Linked DNA regions of Homo sapiens: region 1 is linked to region 2. Evidence: chromatin loops called from intact Hi-C (ENCODE). Cell type or tissue: K562. All regions are shown on one strand. Each heading gives the region's core, and the rest is flanking DNA. Links, peaks and the distances in the headings are about the cores only.

Region 1 (11,488 bases), core at 1-8,000, 650 kb before region 2:
TTGCAATGAGCTGAGATCATGCCATTGCACTCCAGCCTGGACAACAAGAGTGAAACTCTGTAAAAGACAAACACACACACACACACAATGTTGTACAATTTATTTAGTCTATAAAACCAAAATGAGGCTTCAAGTCAGCTTAGTTCATTGTCATCCAAGCATACATATTAGGGTTTGGTAATACAAGCACATGTTAAAAAGTATTTCTAGGCTGGGTGCGATGGCTCATGCCTGTAATCCCAGCACTTTGGGAGGCTGAGGCAGGTGGATCACCTGAAGTCACAGGTTTGAGACCAGCCTGGCCAACACGATGAAACCCCATCTCTACTAAGAATACAAAAAAATTAGCCGGGTGTGGTGGCAGGAGCCTGTAATCCCAGCTACTTGGGAGGCTGATGCAGAAGAATCACTTGAACCCAAGAGACGGAGATTGCAGTGAGTAGAGGTCATGCCACTGCACTCCAGACTGGGAAACAAGAGTGAGACTCTGTCTCAAAAAAGAAAAAAAGAAAAAAGAAAAGTATTTCTACAGTACAATATGTAAATAGTGAGAGAGAAGTTACCTTCTCACTGGTGATCACCTTGGTTCTTGCCCTCAAAGTCAATCACGGTTGCCACTCTTTTTTTTTTTTTTTTGAGACGGAGTCTCGCTCTGTCACCCAGGCTGGAGTGCAGTGGCACAATCTCGGCTCACTGCAAGCTCCGCCTCCTGGGTTCACGCCATTCTCCGGCCTCAGCCTCCCGAGTAGCTGGGACTACAGGCACCCGCCACCACGCCTGGCTAATTTTTTTGTATTTTTAGTAGAGAGGGGTTTCACCTTGTTAGCCAGGATGGTCTCGATCTCCTGACCTCATGATCCGCCCACCTCAGCCTCCCAAAGTGCTGGGATGACAGGTGTGAGCCACCACACCCGGCCAACCACTTTCTTGAGTATCCTTGGTAAACCAAAAAGTATCTGAGTCAAATCTCAACAAATTTAGAAAGTTTATTTTTGCCAAGGTTAAGGATGCAACTGACACAGCCTCAGAGGTCCTGATGACATGTGCCCAAGGTGGTCAGCAGGGGATGGGGTTGGGGGTGCAGCTTGCTTTTATACATTTTAGGGAGACACAATACATCAATCAATACATGTAAGATTAACATTGGTTTGATCTGGAAGGGTGGGACAAGTTGAAGCAGTGGCAGATTAGGGGGTGCTTCCAGGTCATAGGTAGATTTAATTATACTGTGATTAAGATAAGGGATTGTGAAGCCGGGCATGATGGCTCGTGCCTGTAATCCCAACACCTTGGGAGGCCGAGGCAGGTGGATCACCTGAGATCAGGAGTTCAAGACCAACATGGCCAACATGGCAAAACCCTGTCTCTACTAAAAGATACAAAAATTAGCCAGGCATGGTGATGGGCGCCTGTAATCCCAGCTACTTCAGAGGCTGAGGCAGCAGAATCGCTTGAACCCAGGAGGCGGAGGTTGCAGTAAGCCGAGATTGCGCCACTACACTCCAGCCTGGGTGACAGAGCAAGATTACGTCTCAAAAAGAAAAAAAAGATAAAGGGTTGTGGAGACCAAAGTTTTATCCTGCAGATGAAGCCTCCAAGTAGCAGTAACAGGCTTCAGTGAGACTAGATTGTAAATGTTTCATATCAGACTTAAAAGTCTGCATTGATGTTAATGCTGGAGGGGTATAATGAGGCATATCTGACCCCCACTTCCCCATCATGGCCTGAACAAGTCTTTCAGGCTAAATTTTAGGTGTCCTGGCCAAGGAGGAAGTCCATTCCTATGGTTGTGGGGAGGCCTTCAAAATTTTATTTTTGATTAAACCTTCTAGAAATATCCTATGCATTATGAACATTTTTATACAAATTTCAGCATATTACACATGTTGTTACTTTTTTTCTCTCTCTCTCTTTGAGATAGTCTTGCTCTGTTGCCGAGGCTGGAGTGCAGTGGCATGATCTTGACTCACTGAAACCTCTGCCTCCTGGGTTCAAGTGATTCTCCTGCATCAACCTCCAGGGTAGTTGAGACTACAGGCGCATGCACCATGACTGGCTAATTTTTGTATTTCTGGTGGAGACGGGGTTTTGCCATGTTGGTGCCAAGCCGGTCTCGAACTCCTGACCTCAGATTATTCGCCCCCCTTGGCCTCCCAAAGTGCTGGAACTACAGGTGTGAGCCACCACACCCTACCGATACACATTGTTCTTGATCATGTTTATTTCACTTAACAATGTTTTGGTGCCAGGTGTGGTGGCTCATGCCTGTAATCCCAGCACTTTGGGAGGCTGAGGCGGGCAGATCACCTGAAGTCAGGAGTTCGAGACCAGCCTAGCCAACATGGCGAAACTCTGTCTCTACCAAAAATACAAAAATTACCCGGGTGTGGTGGCATGCATCTGTAGTCCCAGCTACTTGGGAGGCTGAGCCAGGAGAATCACTTGAACCAGGGTGGCGGAGGATGCAGTGAGCCAAGATCACACCAGTGCACTCCAGCCTGGGTGACAGAGTGAGACTCTATCTAAAACAAAACAAAACAAAACAAAACAAAATATATATATATACACATATATATGTGTGTGTGTGTGTGTGTGTGTGTGTGTGTGTGTGTGTCTTGGTGATCATTTCATATCTGTAAATATAGATTTGACTTTTTTTTCAAACAACAACATGCTATACTATATCCATTGTAGGAATATGTCACAATTTATTTAACTGGTACCCTACTCATGGATGTTTAGCTTGTTTCCAATCTTCTGCTATTACCAACAGTACTGCTAGGAATATTTTTATATACATTTCTTTGTGCACATGTATAAATATATCCAAAAGATGAATTCATAAAAGTGAAATTGGTACTCCAAGGGTATGTATATTTTTCTTCTTAATATATATTCTCAAATTATCTCCTATTGGAATTTGGCAGAGATTCTGGAATTGCTTTTCATCGAGGTTGTAACACCCACCACCAACATAGGCAACACTGGCTATTTATCTCATAATGCCTCTGTGGATGTTTCCTTCAAAGAACACCAGATGGCAGAACAGACCCTAATACGTTTGCCTTGGGTAACAGGGAACTTCCGGACTTGAAGCCTCATTTTGGTTATGTAGACTGAACAAATAAAGTTGTAGAACCAGTTGTACATTAATAAATCTCTATAGATAGAAATGTATCAATTCCTCAGTAATATCATCAGTAATAGCAGATGGTAGCCTTTGCCTTTTTTCCTGTCTACCTGAAAAAAACACTAAAAAGATCCTCATCTTTCGCTCTGTAATTCTTCCCCATTACACAAACATTACTTTTTCTCCAGCTGAATAATATAGAGAACGTGCGTTAGCAATAATAATTCATGGAGTTTCATTTATGTGTGAAAGTGACTTATTTAGTTCATGTTGTTACAACAAGGAAATGTATGAGCATATGTATGTCACATAAGAATATGTCTTTAAGCAAATAGAAATGAATAATTAAAGTTGATGCCTTTACTATAAGGCTTTCATTTGTCAGAACACCAGCAAACCAATTTCACAGCAGGAAAACATTTTTTTTTTCTTTCCTGGAGAGTATGTCATCTGAGCAGAACAAATTCAATTAGCGTTGTACCTGCTTTGCAACTTATGAGAATGCTTTTATGCCTCTGGGTAGCTGCTCTCAACCCACAGCCCACAGCCCACATATACCCAATAGAGAAGGTACTCATGAACTTGTATATGCTCTTCCGTAAAACTCTTTTCAGTCTTCAGGATGTAGTACTTTTTAAATTAATCCTTCATTGCCCCAGAAGATAAACCGGTGGGAAGTTAATGAAATTGGCGTCCTAAGCTACCTGCTCAGGATCAAAATTTGCTACCTACTACAGATCTTATTATTGTCCTTCTTGAGAAATGACAGATGTCTTATTTTAAAGGTTCTAAGATAAGATGTACATAATTTTAGGGGCAGTATCATCTAGTCGCTGTAGTTCCTTGGAACACTACAAGTCCTTAAGCTAAACAGGAAGAGACTCTGCCACAAAGAAGGCAACATTGAGATTAATGAAGATTTATTGGCTAGGCGCGGTGGCTCACGCCTGTAATCCCAGCATTTTTGGAGGCCAAGGTGTGTGGATCACTTGAGACCAGGAGTTTGAGACCAGCCTGGCCAACGTGACTTAATCCCGTCTCTACTAAAAACACACACAAAATTAGCCGGGCATGGTGGCAGGCACCTGTAATCCCAGCTACTCCGGAGGCTGAGGCAGGAGGATTGCTTGAACCTGGGAGGCAGTGGTTGCAGTGAACCAAGATCATGCCACTTCACTCCAGCCTGAGTGACAAAGCGAGACTCCATCTAAAAAAAAAAAGAAAAAGAAAAAAAAAAGATTTATTAAGTACTAGATCTTTCCCAACTGCCATATCACGTTACAACATTTTATCAGGCAAAAGTTATCGTGCCCCTGTTTCAGATTAGGAAACTGTGGCTCAGAAAAGTTAAATAACTTGCCCAAATTAACACAACTGCCAAGGGGCCAAGCAGGAATTTGGATGCAAGTATATCTACCTCCTAGACTGATGGTTCTCGATGTATGGCCCCCAGACCAGCAGCATCACCATCACTAGTATAACCTGGAAATTTTTTATGAAACATTTTTCAGGACCCAACCTGCTCCTCCTAAAGTAGACATTCTGGGGTTGTGGCCCAGCAATCTATATCTATCTATCTATCTATCTATCTATCTATCTATCTATCTATCTATATCTATATATAGATATAGATATAGATATATTTTTTGAGATGGAGTCTTGCTCTGTCACCAGGCTGGAGTGCAGTGACTCGATCTCGGCTCACTGCAACCTCTGCCTGCTGGGTTCAAGAGATTCTCCTGCCTCAGCCTCCCAAGTAGCTGGGACTACAGGCATGCGCCACCATGCCCAGCTAATTTTTGTATTTTTAGTAGCGACGGGGTTTCACCATGTTGGCCAGGATGGTCTCGATCTCTTGAGCTCGTGATCCGCCAGCCTCGGCCTCCCAAAGTGCTGGGATTACAGGCATGAGCCACCACACCCAGCTCAGCAATCTATATTTTAACAAGTCCTCTAGGAGATTCTGATGCAAGTTCAAGTTTGAGAACTATTGTCCTAGACACATTCTGCCACAATATCCTGATACATGGGAGGGATGCATGAGAGAGGAAACTAGTGTTCCTCGAGTCACCATCACGAGCCAAACACTGTCATGAGTGTTTTACATCCTATTCCCTTTAATCCTCACAATAGCCATGCAAGTTAGGTGTTCTGTTTTGTTTTGTTTATTATTTATTTATTTATTTATCTAGAGACAGAGTCTCACTCTGTCACCCAGGCTGGAGTATAGTGGTGTGATCTTGGCTCACCACAACTTCTGCCTCCCGGGTTTAAGCGATTGTTGTGTCTCAGCCTCCCCAGTAGCTGGGATTACAGATGTGCACCACCACGTCTGTCATGTTTGTATTTTTAGTAGAGATGGGGGTTTCGCCTAGTTGGCCAGGCTGGTCTCGAACTCCTGGCCTCAGGTGATCCACCTGCCTCGGCCAAAAGATGCTAGGATTATAGGCATGACCTACTGTGCCCAGCCTTGTTTTTTAAATTTTACATTAAGGAAACTGAAGGTACACCGAGGAAACTGAGGATGATAAGGTCATTTGTTGAAGCTCCCAATACCAATAAGAGGCACTTTACACTTGGGCCTATCTGATTCCACAGTGTAAACTTCATGCCAAATCCACTGGTAAGTTCTATCCTTCTATCCTAACAGTCATATTGGTTGGCTAAGCGTTTGTCTTAAGGGTATTCTTCACACACAATTGTAATTAGCCTGATTGTGCAGTTTTCCAGCCAAAATCTAGATGAATGATTATAAATGAGAGGGATGCTGCTAGAAATACATTAAAGAGAGACAAAAGTGACAACATGCCAGGCGAATAGTCTAGAAGGAGATAGTAAAAACTACACAAAAAAATGCATAACTTAAAAAAAACTTAAGACCGTATCACTTTGTAATTAAAAAAGCAATAAAGATTAGTTATAAAAGTTGAGGGTCTGAGGCTGTTTTGTGTATGGGTCTACACTTCAACAATTCCTGAGCTTGTAACTAGAATAAAGAATATCGTAATGATGATTACAAAATCCATGGAAAATAGATTGAATTTTCCATATTAAAGTGTGTGAAGTGCATTTCAAAAAGATCTGCATGAGAAATGGTTAAAATGAGAAATGTGTTGACTCAAGACACAAGCTATAGGTTACCTGTGCAACTGATCCATCTGGAATATTACATTCATCAGGGCTGCTATTGCCTGAAACCAATTTGGACTCGGACTGCTGAACCTTCCTGATATGGCTGAATGTTTGTGTGCCTCCAAAATGCATGTCAAGGCCCGGTGAGGTGGCTCATGCTTGTAATCCCAGCACTTTGGGAGGCTGAGGCGGGCGGATCACCTGAGGTCAGGTGTCTGAGACCAGACTGGCCAACATGGTGAAACCCCGTCTCTACTAAAAATACAAAAATTAGTCGGTCATGGTGGCGGGTACCAATAATCCCAGCTGCTCAGGAGGCTGAGGCAGGAGAAGTACTTGAACCCCGGAGGTGGAGGTTGCAGTGAGCCAAGACTGCGCCACTGCGTTCCAGCCTGGGTGACAGACCAAGGCTCTGTCTCAAAAAAAAAAAAAAAAAGGCATAGGTCAGGCGCAGTTGTTCACGCCTGTAATCCCAGCACTTTAGGAGGCTGAGGCAGGTGGATCACCTGAGGTCAGGAGTTCTAGACCAGCCTGGCCAACATGGTGAAACCCCATCTCTACTAAAAATACAAAAAAATTAGCTGGCAGTTGCCTGTAATCCCAGCTACTCGGGTGGCTGAAGCAGGAGAATCACTTGAACCTGGGAGGTAGAAGTTGCAGAGAGCAGAGATCGCGCCTCTGCACTCAAGCCTGGGTGACAGAGTGAGGATCTGTCTCAAAAAAAAAAAAAAAAAAGGCATGTCAAAACTTAATCCCCAATTCAACAGTATTAAGAGGCAGGACCTTTATGAAGTGATGAATGCCCTTATAAAAGGGTTTGAGGAAGAAAGTTCAGCCAGTATTAGCCTTTCTGCCATGAAAGGATGTAGTAAGAATTCATGCCTTCTGCCACGTGAGGATTCAGTGACAAGACTCCATGTTGGAATCAGAGACCAGCCGTCACCAGACACTGAATCTGCAGGTGCCTTGATCTTGAACTTCCCAGCCTCCAGAACTGTGAAAAATGAATTCCTGCTGTTTATAAATGAACCTATTCAAGGTATTTGTGTTATAGCAGCAGGAACAGACCAAGACACTTCTTTTTGTCCCATCTTTATTGTGTGTGTGTGTTTTTTGTTTTGTTTTGTGATGGAGTTTTGCTGTGTCGCCCAGGCTGGAGTGCAGTGGCAGTGATCTCGGCTCACTGCAACCTCCACCTCCCAGGTTCAAGAGATTCTCCTGCCTCAGCCTCCTGAGTAGCTAGATCTACAGGCGTGTGCCACCACACCTAGCCACTTTTTGTATTTTTAGTAGAGATGGGATTTTTGCCATGCTGGCCGGGCTGGTCTCGAACTCCTGACCTCAGGTGGTCTGCCCTCCTCAGCTTCCCAAAGTGCTGGGATTACAGGCATGAGCCACTGCACCTGGCCTCTCTTTTTTATTGGTAAAAGGACCTCTTGTTTCATGCAGCCCTAGAGCTTGCTCTCCTAAACTCAAAGGTGGGAAACAGAGACTGAGGTCCTGACTTGGATCCAATTACATGGAAAAGGTCTGAAGCTCAGGTTTAACTGAAGACTCCTGAAATAAAAGATAAGAATCCTGGAGGAGCTGACCCATCTTTCATCCTTCTGATACAATAAAAAAGGCCCCATGAGACTGCTGTAGAAGAGACTTCAAATGCCTTCTAAGCCATTGTGGCTACTGTGGGATTGGTCACATATTAGAGAAGATTTTTTTTGTTTGTTTGCAACATTTCTAACCAGGATTTTTTTTTTCTCACTGAGTTATACCAGGCTTTGATAGTTAGTTACAAATAAAAAATGAGTTAGCCTACTATTAGAGTCTTGAATGTCCAGGAGAAATAAGACTAAGACTAAGAGTTGTACAGACAATTCTCTTGAATTGGCAAAAAAAAAAAAAAAAAAAAAAAAAAAAAATCAGGCCAGTAGACTTTCATGAGTGTTCTGCCCTACCAGCATCCTTCAGCACAAGATGTACCTGCTCCACCAATGGCAAGCCATAGCTGCTAACAAGATCACGGTAATTCAGAGCTCCTGCTGCTTCTTGCCTGGGTAGTCAATGAAGTCTCACCAGGGGAAGAAAAGAATGTTCCTCCCTGAATTGTTCATCAGGATGGACTCATTACTCGCTTCTTTCTGCTTGGACTGAAGCGACAGGATAGCAATTTAGGGATGGCTGATCTAAAGCACATCAAGGCACGGTCGCTGAGCAGGTGCGGTGGCACCAAATTCAAGGAAACCCCATAGGTAGTTCCCACCAGCAATGTGGGTTTCAGCCTTTATACCAGCACCATCTGAACAAGCCCCATAAAAAGTGCAGATTACAAAGCAGAAGCATTTTCCATGTGGGCTAACACATGAGGTGGTTGAACAAAAAAGCAGTAGAAGAGACAGCCATGCCCAGAGGCCAGCTCAGTTCTTGATCTGGAAGTTACTTTCTGCCTTTTTTCCTGTCTCTGTTTCTACTAGAAGCCCGCTTTCTTCAATCTGCTTTATTTTTTATTTTAGAGAGAATGTCTCACTGTGTCACCCAGGCTGGAGTATAATGGCACAGCCATAGCTCACTGCAACCTTAAACTCCTGGGCTCATGCCAATCCTCCCATCTCAACCTCTGGAGTGGCTGGGACTACAGGTATGCACCATCACACCTGGCTAAATTTGTTTTTTTTTAAGAGATGGGGTGTTCCTATATTACCCAGGCTGGACTTGAATTCTTGGCCTCGAGTGATCCTGCCTCCTTGGCTTCCCAAAGTGCTGAGATTACAGGTGTGAGCCACTTCACCAGGCCCAATCTGCTCTTTTTTTTTTTTTTTTTTTGAGATGGAGTCTCACTCTGTCTCCCAGGCTGGAGTGCAGTGGCACAATCTTGGCTCACTGCAACCTCCACCTCCCAAGCTCAAGCGATTATCTTGCCTCAGCCTCCAGAGTAGCTGTGATTACAGGCAACCACTACCACACCTGGCAAATTTTTGTACTTTTAGTAGAGATGGGGTTTCACCATGTTGGCCAGGCTGGTCTCAAACTCCTGACCTCAGGTGATCCACCCACCTTGGCCTCCCATAGTGCTGGGATTACAGCCATGAGCCACCGCACGAGGCCCAATCTGCTTATTAATCTTAGTGTACAGTTCCTACTATGTGCCAGGCATCGTGCTAAGTGCTTTCTATACCTTATCTTATGTGATTCTCACAATTCGCTAAGTCCTATTATTTCCCCCTTTCTCAGATTCAGAAACTGAGGCTCTCAGAGGTTAAGTATTTTGCCCAGGGTCATGCAGTTGTTATGGGGTAGAGCTAGGATTTAGACTCAGGTATTCGGATTCCAGAATCCCCTCACCCTTGCCATTAAAGGTGTGGTCTCTGGAACAGGGACATCAGCAGCAGAAGCAAGTATCATCCATCACCTCAGAGCTGGTAAGAAATGCAGTCTCCAGGCTCGGCGCAGTGACTCACGCCTGTAATCTCAGCACTTTGGGAAGCCGAAGCAGGTGGATCACGAGGTCAGGAGATCGAGACCATCCTGGCTAACACGGTGAAACCCCATCTCTACTAAAAATACAAAAAATTAGCCAGGTGTGGTGGCGGGCACCTGTAGTCCCAGCTACTCCAGAGGCTGAGGTAGGAGACTCACTTGAACCTGGAAGGCAGAGGTTGCAGTGAGCCAAGATTGTGCCACTGCATTCCAGCCTGGGTGACAGAGTGAGACTCTGTCTCAAAAAAAAGAAAAGAAATGCAGTCTCCAGTCCCACCGCCATGCCCGACACTGAAGGAAAATCTGCATGTTCTTTTTCTTTTTTTTTTTTAATTTTTTGAGACAGAGTCTTGCTGTGTTGCGCAGGCTGGAGTGCAATGGTGCCATCTCTGCTCACTGCAACCTCTGCCTCCCGAGTTCAATTGATTCTCTTGCCTCAGCCTCCTGAGTAGCTGTGATTACAGGTTTGTGCCATGACACCAGGCTATTTTTTGTATTTTTAGTAGACAGGGTTTCACTGTGTTGGCCAGGCTAGTCTCAAACTCCTGACCTCAAGCAATCCACCCACCTCACCCTCCCAAAATGCTGGGAGTACAGGCACGAGCCACCGCATCTGGCCAAAATCTACATTTTAACAAGATCCCCAGATGAGTCCTGTGTCATTAATCTGATCTAGTGCCATATGTCTGCTGCCCACTGATGTGCCTCTCCTCTTCTCCTCCCAATCCACCTCCACACCCTGGTAACTAAGTGCTGGGACAGGTAGGGACCAGGGAGTGCTGGGGGCAGGGATGGAGAAGGGGCAGGTGTTCACCTAGAGCTCAAGGCTGGTACACATGCTGGGTGGGACCCAGAGGGGTGCTGAGTGGGACCCATTACTTCCACAGACACGGAAACAATTTTTATTACTACTTCCCAAGCCTGGCAATGTTTCATGATGCAAATGGGCTGGACTGCTCACCATTTAATATTTCTCTTCAGTACTTGAATCATTACCAAGACACAGCCACCTACCACTGACCTCTGTTCCCCAGAGGATTTGGACAGTCATTAGAGCCCATTTTAGTGCAGACCTTGTCCTTTTGATAAATGAGTTGAAACTTAAACTCCTTGGCTGAGAATGATTATCCAGCCCCCGAATGGAATAGATCTGGTGTTGGGGTGGGGGTTGGCTAGCATCTCATCCACTGGCTACTCACCCTGGAGTACATCTCCAGGTCTCCAAGGGCTTTTCTGAAATATATCCCTGGGTCCTCTCCAATATCAATAAATTAGACTCTGCAGGGTCGCCCAGGAATATACATTTGTTGTTGTTGTTGTTTTGTTTTTCTTGAGATGGAATCTCGCTCTGTCACCCAGGCTGGAGTGCAGTGGCGTGATCTCGGCTCACTGCAACCTCCGCCTATCGGGTTCAAGCGATTCTCCTGTCTCAGCCTCCTGAGTAGCTGGGACTACAGGCATGCGCTACCATGCCCAGCTAATTTTTGTATTTTTAGTAGAGACGGGATTTCACCATGTTAGCCAGGATGGTCTCGATCTCTTGACCTCGTGATCCGCCTGCCTCGGCCTCCCAAAGTGTTGGGATTACAGGCATTAGACACTGAGCCCAGCCGAATATACGTTTTAAATGCTTTCCAGTTGAAAACAGTTATTTTGGCTGGGCATGGTGGCTCATCCCTGTAATCCCAGGACTTTGGGAAGCCAAGGTGGGTGGATCACTTGAGGTCAGGAGTTCGAGACCAGTCTGGCCAACAT
Region 2 (16,482 bases), core at 3,344-11,343:
GAACCACACCAAATAGACCCTGCTTTTCAACTTAGCCCCTGAGAGTAGTTACCTGTCCTCACTGAGTGGCCAACCATGTCCCCTCCCTCTTTTCCCTCCTGTGGGTGATGTGCTTCAGGGATGTTTCATCATCCTGCTCACTGTCTTCTGTAGAACCTCCAGATTGCAATGTCTCTTTAAAGTATAATTTCCAGAATTGATTAAAAACTCCAGCACCAAATGCCAGGGACTATTATGTTTCTTGACGTGGGCTTCGTGTATTTGCTCATTTTGTTTGTTAAGAAAATGTCCTAAACCTGTAATCTCCAATGCACAGGTGATCTGCAGGTCAGTAGTGCCTAAGCTGTCTTCACCAGCCTGTGCATGGAAAATTGGTTTGGGGAGCCAGAAGTCAATACTTTACATTTACCCCTTTACCAAATTATACCTTTGACCATTGAACATAGAACTTGCACCTGCGAAGAGTCATTTTTTTCCCCCAAATTCATATGCTTACCCAATTTTATCAGGGAAAAAAGCTAACAATTCTGCCCTCTTATGGCCAATTTATTATTTTCCTCTTCTTTAACATATTTTCCTGGAACAGAATGGGACAAGCGATTCCATACATAGTTTGGACATTGTGTAGCACACATTTTCTTTAGGATAACTCCCATCTGCTGGTGGAAATGGAGAAGAACCTATAATAAGGTGGCCGGTGAGGATAGTTTCAGGAGCCTGCCTCCTAAGCCTTAGCTGTCCACCCACCATGCTTGGCAACTGTGGCTGCCCTGGAAGGCAGAAGAAACTTCTATCTACAAAGAACCTCCAAAAGGACTAGAAATCAGCCTCCAGTGCTTCCTATTTAATTCTGAAACAATCCTATAGAAACAAACTTACAGAAAAGTTGCGAGTCCAGAACAAAGAACTCCTTTGTAAAGGAGGGCTCCCAGGCTTTTATGGTAAATGGCACCCTCAGGTCTCAGAAACTTCTTCACAGCACTCCTAGGCCAAAAGCACCCAACAATTCTATTTATCAAGTACAAACAGGCCCCGACTTGCGTTGGTTCACTTATGATTTCTCTGCTTTACGACGGTGCTGTGAAAGTGATACACATTCAGTCAAAACCATACTTGGAATTTTGAATTTTGATCTTTTCCCCCGCTAGGGATGCACAGTGCAATACTCCCACATGAGATATTCAGCACTTAATCATAACACAGGCTTTGTATTAGATGATGTTGCCCATCTGTAGGCTAATGTAAGTGCTCTGAGCATGTTTAAGGCAGGCTAGGCTAAACAATGATGCTCAGCGAATTAGGTGTATTAAATGCATTTTCAGCAGGGCATGGTGGCTCACGTCTGTAATCCCAGCACTTTGGGAGGCCGTGGCAGGAGGATCACTTGAGCTCAGGAGTTCAAGACCAGCCTGGGCAACATAGTGAGACCCTGTCTCTAATTAATGATTTATTAAAAGGATAAATAATAAAAATGCATTTCAATATATGATATTTTCAACTTACAACAGGTTTATTGGGACGTAATCCCATAGTAAGACAAGGAGCATCTGTAGTTAGGATTCTGTGCCTCGGTCCTCATTCCACCCAGGAGCTGCACAGGCTCTGCTGTGTGGAAGGCCCCAGGCCCCAGTGTAGGGTCACAGGGATCGTTTCCGGCAATAACATCCACATGTAGCATCTGCCCACCCCCCTCCAGAAGCCACTCTTTCATCTTCCTTTTTTGGACACAAATCTGGAAGTCGTGAATATTCATGTTGTTATTCTTCTGGCCCCTGTGCGTTCCCTCTGCTCCAAAGCCATGAAACAACCACATCACACATTCCCCTCTATGCAGTCTGCCCTGATTAAATGACTTGAGAATGGCCACTTCTTTGTCAGGTTTTGGAGAGGCCATTCTCAGGGAGGCTGAATAGTGGTAGGCTGGTAGATGTTGCTGTGTTTCCGTCAAACATTTAAGGTATTCTGGCCGGGCACAGTGGCTCATGCCTGTAATCCCAGCACTTTGGGAGGCCGAGGTGGGTGGATCATGAGGTCAGGAGATCGAGACCATCCTGGCCAACATGGTGAAACCCCGTCTCTACTAAATATACAAAAATTAGCCGGGCATGGTGGTGTGTGCCTGTAATCCCAGCTACTCTGGAGGCTGAAGCAGGAGAATCGCTCAAACCCAGGAGGCGGAGGTTGCAGTGAGAGCTGAGATTGCACCACTGCACTCCAGCCTGGGCGACAGAGCAAGACTCTGTCTCAAAATAAAATAAAATAAAATAAAATAATAAAATAAAGTATCCTATGGCATTTCTGAGAGTTTACTGTAGTGCCCTGGGGCACCTCGAAACATGGCTTGGGAACCGTGGTTCTGGGCTAGTAAGTTGCCAGCTTGGTGCCCCATTATCCTTAAATTCTTTAGTGTGTGTTTCCTGCAAAAGGACATTCTCCTACACAGCCTAACACATTCATCCCCACCAGAATCCACAACAATGCATCGCTACCATTCAAGGGCCACAATGGAGGTCGGTACTGAGACTCACAGTGGACCAAAGGAGGGAGTGACCAGCAAGACTGATGGGACTCTTCGCAAAGGGAAAAGATGAATGGGAGTTTCCCAGGTGGGAGGGGACACTATGCCGTGCCACACAGGTTTAGGGAAACTTGGCGTGTTTGGGAATGCAAAGTTCCCTAAGGCTGGAGCTTAAAGACCAGAGACATATGTTGGGGCCAGAGACAAAAGACCCTTGAACTCCAGACGAAGGATTGTGAACCTCATCCAACAGGCAATAGGGAGCCAAAAGACATTTCAGGCAGAGGTCAGGCAAGCCAGCTTCATTTCTGAGAAAAGTCTGCTGAGCAGTAGTACAGATGGTGGAAGGAGTAGGGAGAGAGGCTGGGCTGGGACAGGAGTCGGGGCCACTCGGGAGCCCAGGTGGGGCCAGGGGGCTGGAGGGCAGCCCCCTAAGGCCAGGACCTGCTAATTCTCAACCCACACGAGACTGTGAAGATGGAGACCAGCCCTCTGCTTTGTCTGCATCAACCCTGCACCTCATCGTGTATTGTAACGTAGCATAGTGTAGGCAATCTCAAAGCAGATCCGTCCAAACACAGGTGTGAGAAACTGACCGAAGCCACGTGGAGAAGTTCAGCTCTCAGGACACAGCACATCTCTCAGTTAATTTTGGAAGCTCTGAAGTCAGAGGACTGGACTTGGTTTAAGGCTCTGCCATGTGCTAGCTCTGGGGTCCCAGCTACTCACCTCACCTCTCTCTTCCTCCTAACTTAACAAAAGGATAATAAGAATCAACTTTATGAGCTGCAAGAGGATTCAAGGAAGACAGCCCTATAAGATTCTTAGCCAGTGCCCAGCACAGAGTAAGAGTAAAGTAAATGTCAGCTAATACCTTCACAGTTCTTGAAAGGTCTGTGTCTCAACAGAGGAGTTTCTTTCATCACAGACCAAGCCAAGGACTAACAGTTTGTGTAATCGGCAAATTATTAAGAAGCAACATGCTGGGGCTGGGAACTCGAGATGAAGATGGAGATGCAGTTGGAGCAGGGTGGGTGTATTAGCCTGTTTTCATACTGCTATAAAGAACTGCCCGAGACTAGGTAATTTATAAAGGAAAGAGGTCTAATTGACTCACAGTTCAGCATGGCTGGGGAGGCCTCAGGAAACCTACAGTCATGGTGGAAGGCAAAGGGGAAGCAAGGCACCTTCTTCACAAGGCGGGCAGAAAGGAGAAGTGCCGAGCGAGGGGGAAGAGCCCCTTATAAAACCATCATATCTCGCGAGAATTCACTCACTATCAGAGAACAGCATGGGGGAAACCACCCCCATGATTCAATTGCCTCCACCTGGTCTCTCCCTTGACAGGTGAGGATTATGGGGATTACAATTCAAGATGAGATTTGAGTGGGGACATAAAGCCTAATCACATCAAGGCTTTCAGGCTGCAGAATGGGAAGCTGGAAAGGAAATCCAGAATCCAGCAGGACGCTTTGACTCAAAGAACTGAGCAAGAGCAGAGACTAAGCAGAGGCCATAGGGTGGATAGATGGATGGTGGAGGGGAGTCAGGAAAGGTTCTGGAGCTGGCAGGCGTGGAGCAGAGGGCAGGGATGGCATGAAGCAGCGTCACCTGCCTCTGCCCACTCAGAACACAGAAGCCCCGCCCGCCGATTCCTGGTGTCCTCAAAAGGCAGAGGGAGGCAATGGCAGCATTCATGGCCAGGCTCAGAGGCCACACCCTAGGGAGTCTGGGGAGAGGGGGAATCATCCCCGGGACAATCTTGGCCCAGCTCCTGGGGGCAGCAGTGAGGGCAGAGGGGAGGGATGCAAGTCGGCCGGCATGGACCCACACATAGACGCCTTGACAGAAAGAGAGGCCATTCCTACATTGCTTCTTGGTTGAAGTCATTGGTACGTGCTCTATGAGAGAAGGGGATTTCCTCTGGGAGAGGAGCCTGCAATGGACTGAATGTGAATGTCCCTGCAATATTCCTGTGTTGAAATCCTAACCCCTGGTGTGACAGTGTTAGGAGATGGAGCCTTTAGCAGGCAACTGGGTCACGAATGGGGTTACTGCCCTTATTAAAGCGACCCCAAAGATGGACCCCTCTTTCCATCAAGTGGGAATACAAAGAGAAGCCAGCCGTCTTTAGCCCGAAAGAGGGCCCTTAGCAGCCCCGGACCACGTAGGCACCCTGATCTCAGACTTCCAGCCTCCAAAACTGCGAGAAACAATGTCTGTTGTTTAGATACCACCCAGACTATGGTACTGTGTTGCAGCAGTGCCAGAGGACTAACAGAAGCCCCAAAGATGATTAAAATTAACCAAAGATAATTAAAATTAAATCGATTTTTTTAAAAGAAGAAACACCAAAAACCCACTGCAGTTCAAACACACTTACCTGGACAGAAAATTTTTAGGGAAAAAAAAAGATAGCTGCAATACACACACACACACACACACACACACACACACACACACACCCCAAATGCCAAGCTTCTGAATGCAGAGCAGGTGTGTCCCACCGGGAGGACATTGCCATCAGGAGGCTCTGGCTGATAATTAAGCTACAAACATGTACAGAGGCATGGCTGTAGCCAGAGAACATTGTAGATCATTAGGAAATTTCACCTTCTCTAGCTAAGGAGAAGAAAAATGTGGAGAATCTAGCAATCGCCTCCAAAAGCTTTCGCTTAGTGCCAGTACAATCTAAGAACAAGGAAGGGGTCAGAGAAGGGCCATGACAGAAGGAGAGGCCAGGAGGGGGCAGGCCCCGGGCACAGGGTTTGAGCCCCTGTGTCTGGGACTGTGGGAGAGGACTCGCTGATAGCAAGTTACTGCTGGCAGAGTTCCCATTTTTTCAGCTCTTGCCCCTGGATCTGGGAATGTGCTGCTCACTTCCTGTAGTCTTTCTGCCTTTGAGAATGAATTTCTAAACAGTAAAGATCCAGCTCTATGAATTCACCAGCCATGACTTCAAAACAAGTTTCCCGACTTCAGAGAGGCACACCTGTCATTGACTTGGGGGGCCATTTAGGGAATCAAGTGCCCCTCACTAGGGCCCAGCTGGTTGGCATGGAAACCCTCAGTGCACAGATGCAGGCTCTGGCAGGTTCTGGCATATTCTGGGGCAGAGCAAACTCCCCCGCTGTTCTGATGCAGCCCATCTTGGCGCCCTGGAGCCTGTCCATGGCTAAAAGCCAAACCACGTCAACGTTGAGATATTTTCCACCAGCACGTTATCACTCAACAAATAATGGGAATGCTAGACATTGAGTAAATAAATACGAATTTGAACAGGGGACCTAAAGGGTTTGCTGACCAGTGGGGTCTGTGGTCAGGGAAGGCTTCCCTGAGGAAATGATGCTTAAGCCCAGTCCTGGATGAATGAGTGAGGGCTCCCCAAGGAAAGGTCTTGGACAGAGGATTTCATGGGACTGTCATGGGAAAGGCTCTGAGGTGGGCTTGAGAAACTAAGAGGAGCCCAGGATAGCAAGCAGGAGAGTGGAAGAACATAAGGGGTGGAGGCTATGGTTGGGGTGAAAATGCAGGCGATAACTGTTGTGCCCGTTACTTGGCATTTTTTAAAGGGGGCAGGGGTGATGAGCACGGTTTTTCATAAAAACAGTCAACTCCTGCCAGGTGTGGTGGCTCACACCTGTAATCCCAGCGCTTTGGGAGGGCGAGGCAGGCAGATCACCTAAGGTCGGGAGTTCGAGACCAGCCTGGCCAGCATGGTGAAACCCCGTCTCTACTAAAAATACAAAAATTAGCCAGGGATGGTGGCAGTTGCCTGTAATCCCAGCTACTTGGGAAGCTGAGGCAAGAGAATGGTTTGAACCCAGGAGGCGGAGGTTGCAGTGAGTCAAGATCGCACCATTGCACTCCAGCCTGGGCGACAGAGTGAGACTCTGTCTCAAAGAAAACAACAACAACAACAACAAAAACGGTCAACTCCAAACTTCTCCCAATCCAGACAGACCAGTTCACAAGGGCCTAATGTCTTTCTCTACCAGGTAGAGAACGGCCTGATGAAACAGTGGCTATTTTCCCCAACTGCTTACATGAGAACACAGAGTCTTGGAGAATCCAAATAACTTGCCCCAAACCAGGAGGCCAACATGTGAAGGATCCTCAGATTTGGAATAAGATTTGTCTGACCTAATTTCCGTCCTGGCACAATTTGCGTGCCGCCTGCAACTGAGTTTTCGTTGAAGGGTCACTCACTCCGCCATTGAGTGATATTTATTGAGTGGCTACTGCATGCCAGAGGCTGTTCTAGGCAGAGCCCCGGCCCTTGAGGAGCTTATCTTCTGGCGTGGGGATGAGAGGATGGAATGCAAGAACCACAGAACACACACCCATCACAGGCGTAGTGCAATGATGAAGATGCAATGGGATCAGGTGGAGGAGACTCAGGGGAGGCCTGAAGACGTGACATTTGGGTTGAGACATGAATGGCAGGGGACATTTGTGGACTCCATTAACAATAAGGGTTGTGATTAGGTTCAGAAAATGGCGGCTTAATTCACATGCATGTGAAATGTGGCACGGAGCCATGGTCAAGGTCGCCTCCTCAGACGCAAAGGGAGACGCTCCCTCTGGTGTCCAGATCCAGCAATTGCAGGGATTGAGCCGGCAGAAACTCAAAACTCGGGGTGTATTCCACATCCGCAGATACACAAGAGAGATACAATTCCTTGCATAACCCCCTGCAATTCAGAGGCAGTACGATGAGTGTTCTTAAGCCATAAATCAGTAAACATCCCCTAAATAAATAAATAAAAATATCTAAACTTCACGTAGATCTATGCCTGCACATGCCATATTTTTTGCAACATCTAGGTATCACTTGTGATCTTAATATCAACCTTTTTCCTGTAAATCAACTTGTTTGCTAAGATACATTTCATTTAAAAGAAAAATCTTTTGCCACCTCCTACAGTAAATGGAAATCCAATATCATGCACCAAAAAAGTAGAAGATAGCCATAAGACTAATCCACGCAACACCAAATCACATGGTTTGATTTCTTCTGGACCTCAGGCCTGGCTCTGTGTTTGTTACAAGGGGGAGATCAGAAAGTGTGGCTGGGGTATGAGAGATAAAAAAGCAAGACTGAGGCTTGCGTTAATTAAAGGGCCTGAAAGACACTGAGAGGAGAATAATTTTCTCATTGGGAGATTGGTTATTATTTAAGGTCATGCTCCTGGGTCCCTAAAGTTCTGGGGTGCAATGCCCTGGGGACTCCAAAAACTCAAGACTATGCATGTTTTCTTGTCCAGGCACGGAGTTGACAAGGAAGACTGGAAAATGGCCCTGGTGACCATAAACCAACTCCCACCCCTCACTCCCCCTCGGGCCCAGAGTGGTTAATTGAGTATTAAAGGATCACACAAGGAATGATAAACCTGAAGAGAAATGGGGTCTCCTGATTCCCACTCCAGTGCTCTTTCTCTGCACCTGGGGAGGCCAGTGTCATCCGTTAAATGCAATAAAATCCTCCTTTTTTTTTTTTCTGGACGGAGTCTCTCTGTTACCCAGGCTGGAGTACAGTGGTGTCACCTCCGCTTCCTGGGTTCAAATGATTCTCCTGTAGCCTCCCGAGTAGCTGGGACTGTAGGCGCACACCACCATGCCCAGCTAATTTTTGTATTTTTAGTAGAGATGGGGTTTCACTGGTCTTGAACTCCTGACCTCAGGTGATTCACCCACCTCAGGTGATCCACCTGCCACCCAAAGTGCTAGGATTACAGGCATGAGCCACTGCACCCAGCCATTTTCTTTTTTTTTCCCTTTTTTTTTTTTTAGACAGGGTCTTGGTTGCCCAGGCTGGAGTGCAGTGGCATGATCTTGGCTCACTGCAACCTCTGCTTCCCGGGTTGAAGCAACTTTCCCACTTCAGCCTCTTGAGTAGCTGGGACTACAGGTGCATGCCACCATGCCTGGCTAATTTTTGTGTTTTTTGGTAGAGATGGGGTTTCACTATGTTGGCCAGGCTGGTCTTGAACTCCCAACCTCAAGTGATCAGCCTGCCTCAGCCTCCCAAAGTGCTGGGATTACAGACATAAGCCACCGCACCCAGCCAAAATCCTCCTTTCATACAACTATGTTTCATCCTTTGAAAGCTACTTCACAACAAATCTGAGTTATACGTATGACTCTGAGTACTTCTTACTAAGTTTGTGCATCATGATTTAGTAGTCAAGGGGGAAGTAATGGAGAAGTGATTATACAAACATAACCTCCCAAAGTAGAATTTTCAGAGAAGTTACCATGTGCAATTGTTCTCCAGAATTCATCTCACGGCCTAATTCCTCATCATTCTGGAGAAACAGGTCTTTTTCTGATCCACTTGGAGACTTGAGACTGGATGGCGGCTGGAGGAGGCTGACCAGACGGTGACCAGGACCAGGATGGGATTTCATAGCAGGCAGATGTAACTCACCAACACGCTGCCAGTGCCAAATGTCCCTAATCAGTCACTTGCCAATTGCCATTTTTAGCCCAGACTATACATTTCCAAATCCTAAGGATCTGCTTATAAAACCTGATTGGAAATGAGATCAGGAAGAGCAGACACAATGTAAGAAATTGGGAAGCTCAAGCTGGGATTCCCAAGACTGAAGAAAGCCAAGTTGTTTTCTGAGCATGGGGACACCATCCGGACCAAGAGTGGGTCCTTCCCACCTTCCCTGGGACCCCTCCATGGGAGACAGTGGAAATCAGCATGCTGGCAGCCTGGATAATGAGATTTCCACTTCTCCCCAGCTTCATCTGCTCTTCTGTCTGCTGAAGCTCTCAGCTGGAAACACAGACCCTAAAGGGACAGTGGCCTTGACTTCCTGGTGGGGAAAAGGGTGAAAGGCCTGGTTAAGAGATTGCTTTGCTACAACATCTGGACCAGAGCTTTTGAGCTTTCTGAACTTAGAAGGTGCAGACCTTGTTCTTACAAGGCCCACATCCAAGCGATTATATGGTTAGTAGGTGCTGCTTGAGAACACACAAACCCACTAAAATTTACTATTGGATTTCATTGGACTGTGGAATAAATGTGTAGTTTATTCATCACAACAGCTTCTACCCAACTGTGAAAACAGTCATCTGTGCACATTTGAGATGCAGGGTTATGCTCTGTCTGTGGGGGCAGCTTGTCCACGTGAACTCTGAGACTCTGACAGCTGGTCACTGTCCCTTTGGAGTCTGAGGTCCACTTCCTGGGAGTCTCTTCTGCTTTAGATCATTCATACAAATAGCATCTATAATGCAGAGACATGGGGACTGGGCTCCACACCCCACCCTCAGCAGTCATTGATGTTTGAGCTTAAGTGATAGTCTCTTTTTTCAACTCAGGGTGTGTGGCTCCAGAATTTTAGATGAAGCAATTGTTTTGGATTCATGCAACCTAAAGAGGTTCCCTCCAATGACCTGGGGTTAGGTGTTCATCTCCCCTCCACCACCTCTGCCCAGACTGAGCAGATAATTGAGGTGAGTGGGTCTTGGGTCAGGTTGGCGGGGACAGAGGAATGGTGAGTTAGCCCAGATATACAAGACCTTTGCTTTATAAATTTACAAGGGAATTGCCTGATTTGAGAATTTAAGTGGATTCCAACCCTTTGCCCTTTCACTGTCAAAAATACTGTAACTCTTACTTTGCATAATAATGTTTAATTGTGTGCCGCACATTTCAGAGCATACTGAACATGCATCTCAGGGCAGAGAATGGCGTGTGCAAAGCAGGAATTTTGCACTTATTAGACACATTCAATTATGTTCAAGGGTAAATCTCATCAAGCTGCATTTTCTCCTTAGATGTTAACTTTTAGATCCTGACCCCTGAGAAAGGGGTTAACGTTGCAGTATGAGAGCAGGGAGGGGTAGACTTCTATCACAGCATTGAGGGCGACAAAAATGAATGATGATAATTGCGGAAACTTTTAGTGACACTGGGAGACAGCTCTACAGCACTGGGGATTATGTTGTGAATGGTGCTCACGTATTTAGTTTCACATTTTTAACTTCTTCAAGTGGGAATTTAATTTTTTTTTTTTTTTGACGGAATCTTGCTCTGCCTCCCAGGCTGGAGTGCAGTGGTGCGATCTTGGCTCACTGCAACCTACACCTCCCTGGTTCAAGCGATTCTCCTGCCTCAGCCTCCTGAGTAGCTGGGATTACAGGCATGTGCCACCATGCCTGGCTAATTTTTGTATTTTTAGCAGGCTGGTCTCGCACTCCTGACCTCAGGTGATCCACCCACCTCGGCCTCCCAAAGTGCTAGGATTACAGGTGTGAGCCACTGCACCTGGACAGGAATTTAATATTAAATTGCCCAAAATTTAATTATTTAAAACTGCTACAGATACAAAAGATTGAAAACCATTAAATGGAAATTTTGAGGCCAAAAATCGGTTCATTCATTATTCATTCAACAGATATGGATTACACTAACGTGCAACCCGTGTGTGTCAGGCCCTTTGTTAGAGCTGGGACAGCCCTTGGCACCCCCTTGCTAAGCTGCAAGTTCCCAGAATCTAGATGCTTGCACCCGGGCTGTCACGGGGCAGAGGCCACCAAGGATGCTCAAACTGTTACATGTGCCTCACGCCCACCTGTGGACACCAGTGGGTGAAGAGTGGGTTTGACTGTCCCAGAGCTTTAGTAAGGCAGCTTCATGGTGTCTCGGAAAAAGAACTCAGGTCTGGGAGCAAGGAGCTCCAGTTTCTCACCCCAGCTCCGTGCAGCTCTTGTGTGGTTTGCACGCAGTGGTCCACGCCTGGACTCCCGCCCCTGTACCCAGGCTCTGCCTCTCACCTCTGCACACTCACCGGGCACACCTCCAGCCCTGCTGAACTCACCACCTTGCGGTCATAGCCGGGGCCGCCAATGGGTCCTCAGAGCTGCTGGTGGTCGGGCTCTGTGTCTCAGCCTGTTCAGCCCCCGGCCACCTGGTCACTAGCTTGGACTTTTCTCTTCTGGCCTCAAGCCCCCAACACCTTCTCCATCTCAGCAGACTGATCTTCGTGTTCCTTCACTGAGGAAATTGAAGCAGCCACCTCTCTGCTGACATCCGTGTCACCTGTGCCATCATCCCTCCTGTCACTGAGGATGGCCTGTCCATGTCCCCCTCCTGTTTCCTGGATCCCAAGACCCCACTCAAGGCCTTGGCCCCAGCCACCCTTCCCTCTTCCCCGTATCGCTGAGTTTCCCTCTGCTAGACTCTTCTTGCATGGTTCGTTTCCCATCTCAAAAAGGAACAGAGCAGAATAAAAGCTTTTCTGGCCCCCTCAAACCCTCCTGCTACTGCCCAGTTTTATATTCACTGCCTAGGGCTCCTTCCCTCCCATCCTCTTTTTTTTTTTTTTTTTTTTTTTGAGATGGAGTCTCACTTCCGCCTCCCGGGTTCACACCATTCTCCTGCCTCAGCCTCCCAAGCGGCTGGGACTACAGGCACCCGCCACCACGCCCGGCTAATTTTTTGTATTTTTAGTAGAGACAGGGTTTCACCGTGTTAGCCAGGATGGTCTCGATCTCCTGGCCTCGTGATGTGCCCTCCTCGGCCTCCCAAAGTGCTGGGATTACAGGCGTGAGCCACCGTGCCTGGCCCCCCACCCATCCTCTTTTTAACCTGTCCATCAGACTTTTGCCTCAACCACTACACTGAAACTGCTGTCATCGGCGTCACCAGTAGTCCCCACATTGCTAAATTCAATGCCGGCCCTCAGGACAGTTTTTGTTTTTGTTTGTTTGTTTGTTTTTGTGAGAGAGGTGCTCACTCTGTCACCCAGGCTGGAGTGCAGTGGCGCAATCACAGTTCACTGCACCCTTGACCTCTTGGGCTCAACCAATGCTCCCGCCTCAGTCTCCTGAGTAGCCAGGACTACAAGGTGCCACCATCATGCCTGGCTAATTTGTGTATTTTTGGTAGAGATGGGGTTTTCCCATGTTGCTCAGGCTGGTCTTGAACTTCTGGACTCAAGTGATCCACCAATCTCAGCCTCTCAAAGTGCTGGGATTACAGGCATGAACCATTGTGCCTGGCCAGGATGGTCTTTTTTGACCTATCTGCCATCAGATACAGTTGATTAATTCCTCCTCCTCGAAGCACGACCTTCATCTGTCCTTCAGGATACATCCCTCCCAGACACTCACTCTCCAGCCCCTTCCCTGACTCCTCCTCATCGAAGGCTTCCAGGGCTCAGTTCCTTGACGTTTTCTCTCCTCTGTACTTGTTCCTTGGGGAGTCCATCTGATCTCATGGTTTACATACCACACACATGTCTACACCGACACATCCCAAACATACATCTCCACCGAGACCCAGCCCCTGAGCTCCAAACCCCAGTTGGCTGGTTGACTTCTCCACCAGAAGAGCTAATAGACATCACTCATTTAACTTCTGGAACTGAACTTCTGACTCCACCCAAAGGCCACTCCCCGTCAGTCTTCCTAATTCTCGTAATGACTGTGCCATTCTTCATTGCTCTGAGCAAACCTCTTAGGATCTTTTTTAGCTCTTTGCTTCTTCCCACCTTCTCCCAACCCAATCATCTTGGCTCTACCTTCAAAATACATCCAGAATCCACATCCACTGATAGATGAATGGATAAACAGAATGTGGCTTAGTCACACAATGGAATATTGTTCAGCCTTTAAAAGGAAGGCAATTCTGCCACATGCTGCCACATGGATGGGCCTTGAAGACACTAGACTAGGTGAAATAAGCCAGGCACAAAAGGAAAAATACTGTACAACTTCAATTATATGAAGTACTTGGAATAGTCAAATTCCTACAGACAGAAAGAAGAAGAGGGGTTGCCAGGAGCTAGGGGAGTGGGAGACGGAGAGTGAGTGTTTAACGAAGACAAGGTTACAGTTTTGCAGGATGAAGAGTTCTGTGGAAGGGAGGTGGCGGTGGTTGCATAGCAGCGTGAATGTATGTAAGGCTACTACTGAACTCTGCACTGAAAAATGGTTAAGATGGGGCTGGGCGTGGTGGCTCATGCCCCTAATCCCAGCACTTTGGGAGACTGAGGTAGGTGGATCACTTGAGGTCAGGAGTTCAAGACCAACCCGGCCAACATGGTGAAACACCTACTAAAAATACAAAACTTAGCCAGGCGTGGTAGCACGCCTGTAGTCCCAGCTACTTGGGAGGCTGAGGCAGGTTGAACCTGGGACACGGAGGTTGCAATGAGCCAAGATCGTGCCACTGCACTCCAGCCTGGGGTGACAGAGTGAGATCCCATCTCAAATAAATAAATAAATAAATAAATAAAATGTTTAAGATGATAAATTTTATGTCTTGTGTATTATACCACAGTTAAAATAAATTTTTATAAAACACTGGGCCGGGCGCGGTGGCTCACGCCTGTAATCCCAGTACTTTGGGAGGCTGAGGAGGGAGGATCACAAGGTCAGGAGATGGAGACCATCCTGGCCAACATGGTGAAACCCTTTCTCTACTAAAAATATAAAAATCAGCTGGGCATGGTGGCATGTGCTTGTAATCCCAGCTACTTGGGAGGCTGAGGCAGGAGAATCGCTTGAACCAGGGAGTTGGAGGTTGCAGTGAGCTGAGATTGTGCCACTGCACTCCAGCCTGGAGACAGAGTGAGACTCCATCTCAAAAACAAAACAAAACAAAACAAAACCAAAAAACCCACCTAGAATCTGATCCCTTCTTACCCACTTTATTGCTACCATCCCCGTCCGAGCCACAGACAACTCTCACTGGAATTATTGACATGGTCTGTGGTCTCCGCCAGCAGCCAGGAGGATCTCGGGAAATCCGAGCCCTCCATAGCTCCCCTCTCACCCTCTGGGTTACAGCAGCCTTACAACATCAGTGGGCTCAGCTGCTGGCTGTCTCCAAATGAGGCAAAGAGAAGGTCAGGGCCGAAGTCCTGGGTCTGCACTAGAGGCTGCGTGCTTTCCTGGCCTCACCTCTCACTTCTTCCCCCTCCGTGGATCCCCCCAGCATGCTTCCCTGCCCCAGGGCAGCTGCTTCCTACCCCTGAAACTCTCTTATTTTCTTTCTCTTTTTTTTTTTTTTGAGACAGGATCTCTCTTTATCGCCCAGGCTGGAGTATAGTGGCAAGATCACAGCTCACTGCAGCCTCAACCTCCGGGCTCAAGCAATCCCCCCACCTTAGCTCCCTAAAGTAGCTGAGACTACAGATGCACACCACTATGTCTGGCTAATTTCTGTATTTTTTTGTAGAGATGGGCTCTCACTATATTGTCCAGGTTGGTCTCAAACTCCCGAGCTCAAGTGATCTACCCTCCTTGGACTCCCAAAGTGCTGGGATTATAGGTGTGGGCCACCTCACCTGGACCTGAAACTCTCTTCTAATCAATATCTGCTTGGCTACCCCTGTCACCCCTTCAGTCTTTTCTGACCTTCTTGGCCAGGCCTTCCCTTGCTGGACCATTGAACATTGCAACTCCAGCCAAGCACCCCCTACCTCTCTTCCTGGACTATTTCCCTCCACCTGCAAACACCCGACACGCTTAGCATTCTGGTGTGTTCTTCACTGTGTATCTCCCTCACTAGAACATAAGCTCACGAGGGCAGGGATTTTTGTCTACTCTGATCACTGACATATCCACAGTGCCTAAACCAGGGCGTGGCAGATATCAGGTGGTCAATAAACCTTTGGTGCATGGAAAAGTGAGGGAATCCATGGCCAAGTTATTTCACCCCATGATGCTTCTGTGAGGCCGTCCAGGATGGTGCTTTGCAAACTTTAGAATGTGTCATAATGACACAGAAAGCTGGTCGAGTGGACAGCTGGACTCTGCCCCAGAGATTCTGCTTTGGGGTCTCGGGAGGAGGTGAGATGCACCATTTCTAAGAAGTCCTGGGTCTTGCTGATGCTGTGGCTGGTCCAGTATTTCACTGCTGTTCAGGGGTTAGATGAAACCCTGGGGCAGGGAGAGGGAGGCAGGCACCTACCAGGGACAGTGGTATGATGAGAGCCTCCCTTGTGCCAATGGAGCTCCCACTGGCTTTGCCAGCCCAGGAGGGGGAGCCTCTGCCTGCTGGAAGCTCTGCAGAAGTGGGAGGTGGAAGGGAGGCTGGCAGGAGCCACCCCGGAAATCAGCACTGGGGCAGCACTCAGCCCTCCTTCCTGCCAGGGTGTCCAGCCCAGACTTGACCCACTGGCCAGGAAATAGCAGGAGATGTGTCCTTGGTGCACAAGCAGCCCGGAAAACCCCCTTTGCCCCCGAAAACCAGTTGTCGTCACTTTAAGGAAGCACTTATAGATCCCACGCAGGTCCTGAGCCGCACCCAGTCACACAGGTGCCGATCTCACCTGCATTCTCTCTGTTCATTTGTAATTCCACCCCCTCCTCCCCATCTTCCTCTTCCTTCTCTCTCTCTCTCTCTCACACACACACACACACATGTGCACGCACACACACACACACGATCATCCCTCCTAACTCCTCCACCTCACACACAGAAGGCATGCATCCCTCATCCCACCCACAGAAGTCCACACGCAAGTGCACCCCTCACATCTTACACTCCTACCTCTCCCACAAGCATGCACACGTGTGTGCCTGCAGCTCATGTACACAGAAAGGCCCAAAGGGTCTCTGCCAATCTCCTCACCCACACACACCTCGAACGCACCTCTCTCCAGAAAGACACATATGCAAGCCCAGAGCCTCACCCATACCCATGCCTGACACACACACACACATGCACACAGGCACACACACATTCTTGAGCACATGCATGCACGCACACACAGCATGCACACACAGGCGCATGCACACACGGACATGCACAGACACACGCACGTGCACAGGTGCACACACGCACACACCACCCCTTCTTCCCCTAAGTCTTCTCTAGGAGTTTTTGGTCCTAGCTTTGCTCTGCCATCTTGAAGACACGTCCCACAGGGTATGGCTTCCGTCACGCCCAAATTCCTGTCCTGAGCCTTGATCTGCCCACCCTCAGGCCCACCTCC

What was found. A loop is a pair of places that touch in the nucleus more often than their neighbours do. Peaks named below come from ENCODE experiments on the same cell type or tissue, not always from the same donor. Only the 100,000 strongest peaks of a DNase experiment are listed, where the experiment ranks them.
Region 1: a loop joins it to region 2, with 6 times the contacts of the local background. A loop is called at or near these places in 13 of 110 quality-filtered maps.

The regions. Positions count from the first base shown.
Region 1 is chr17:66,252,191-66,263,678 of GRCh38, forward strand. No RefSeq gene overlaps it. Among named protein-coding and RNA genes, the nearest start is that of APOH, 29 kb to the left of the region's middle. In K562, for the core only: a CTCF peak has its summit at 3,043 (motif pointing right); a DNase peak (open chromatin) is centred at 3,031.
Region 2 is chr17:66,899,765-66,916,246 of GRCh38, forward strand. No RefSeq gene overlaps it. Among named protein-coding and RNA genes, the nearest start is that of CACNG4, 57 kb to the right of the region's middle. In K562, for the core only: a CTCF peak has its summit at 7,112 (motif pointing left); a DNase peak (open chromatin) is centred at 7,087; H3K27me3 peaks cover 5,148 bases.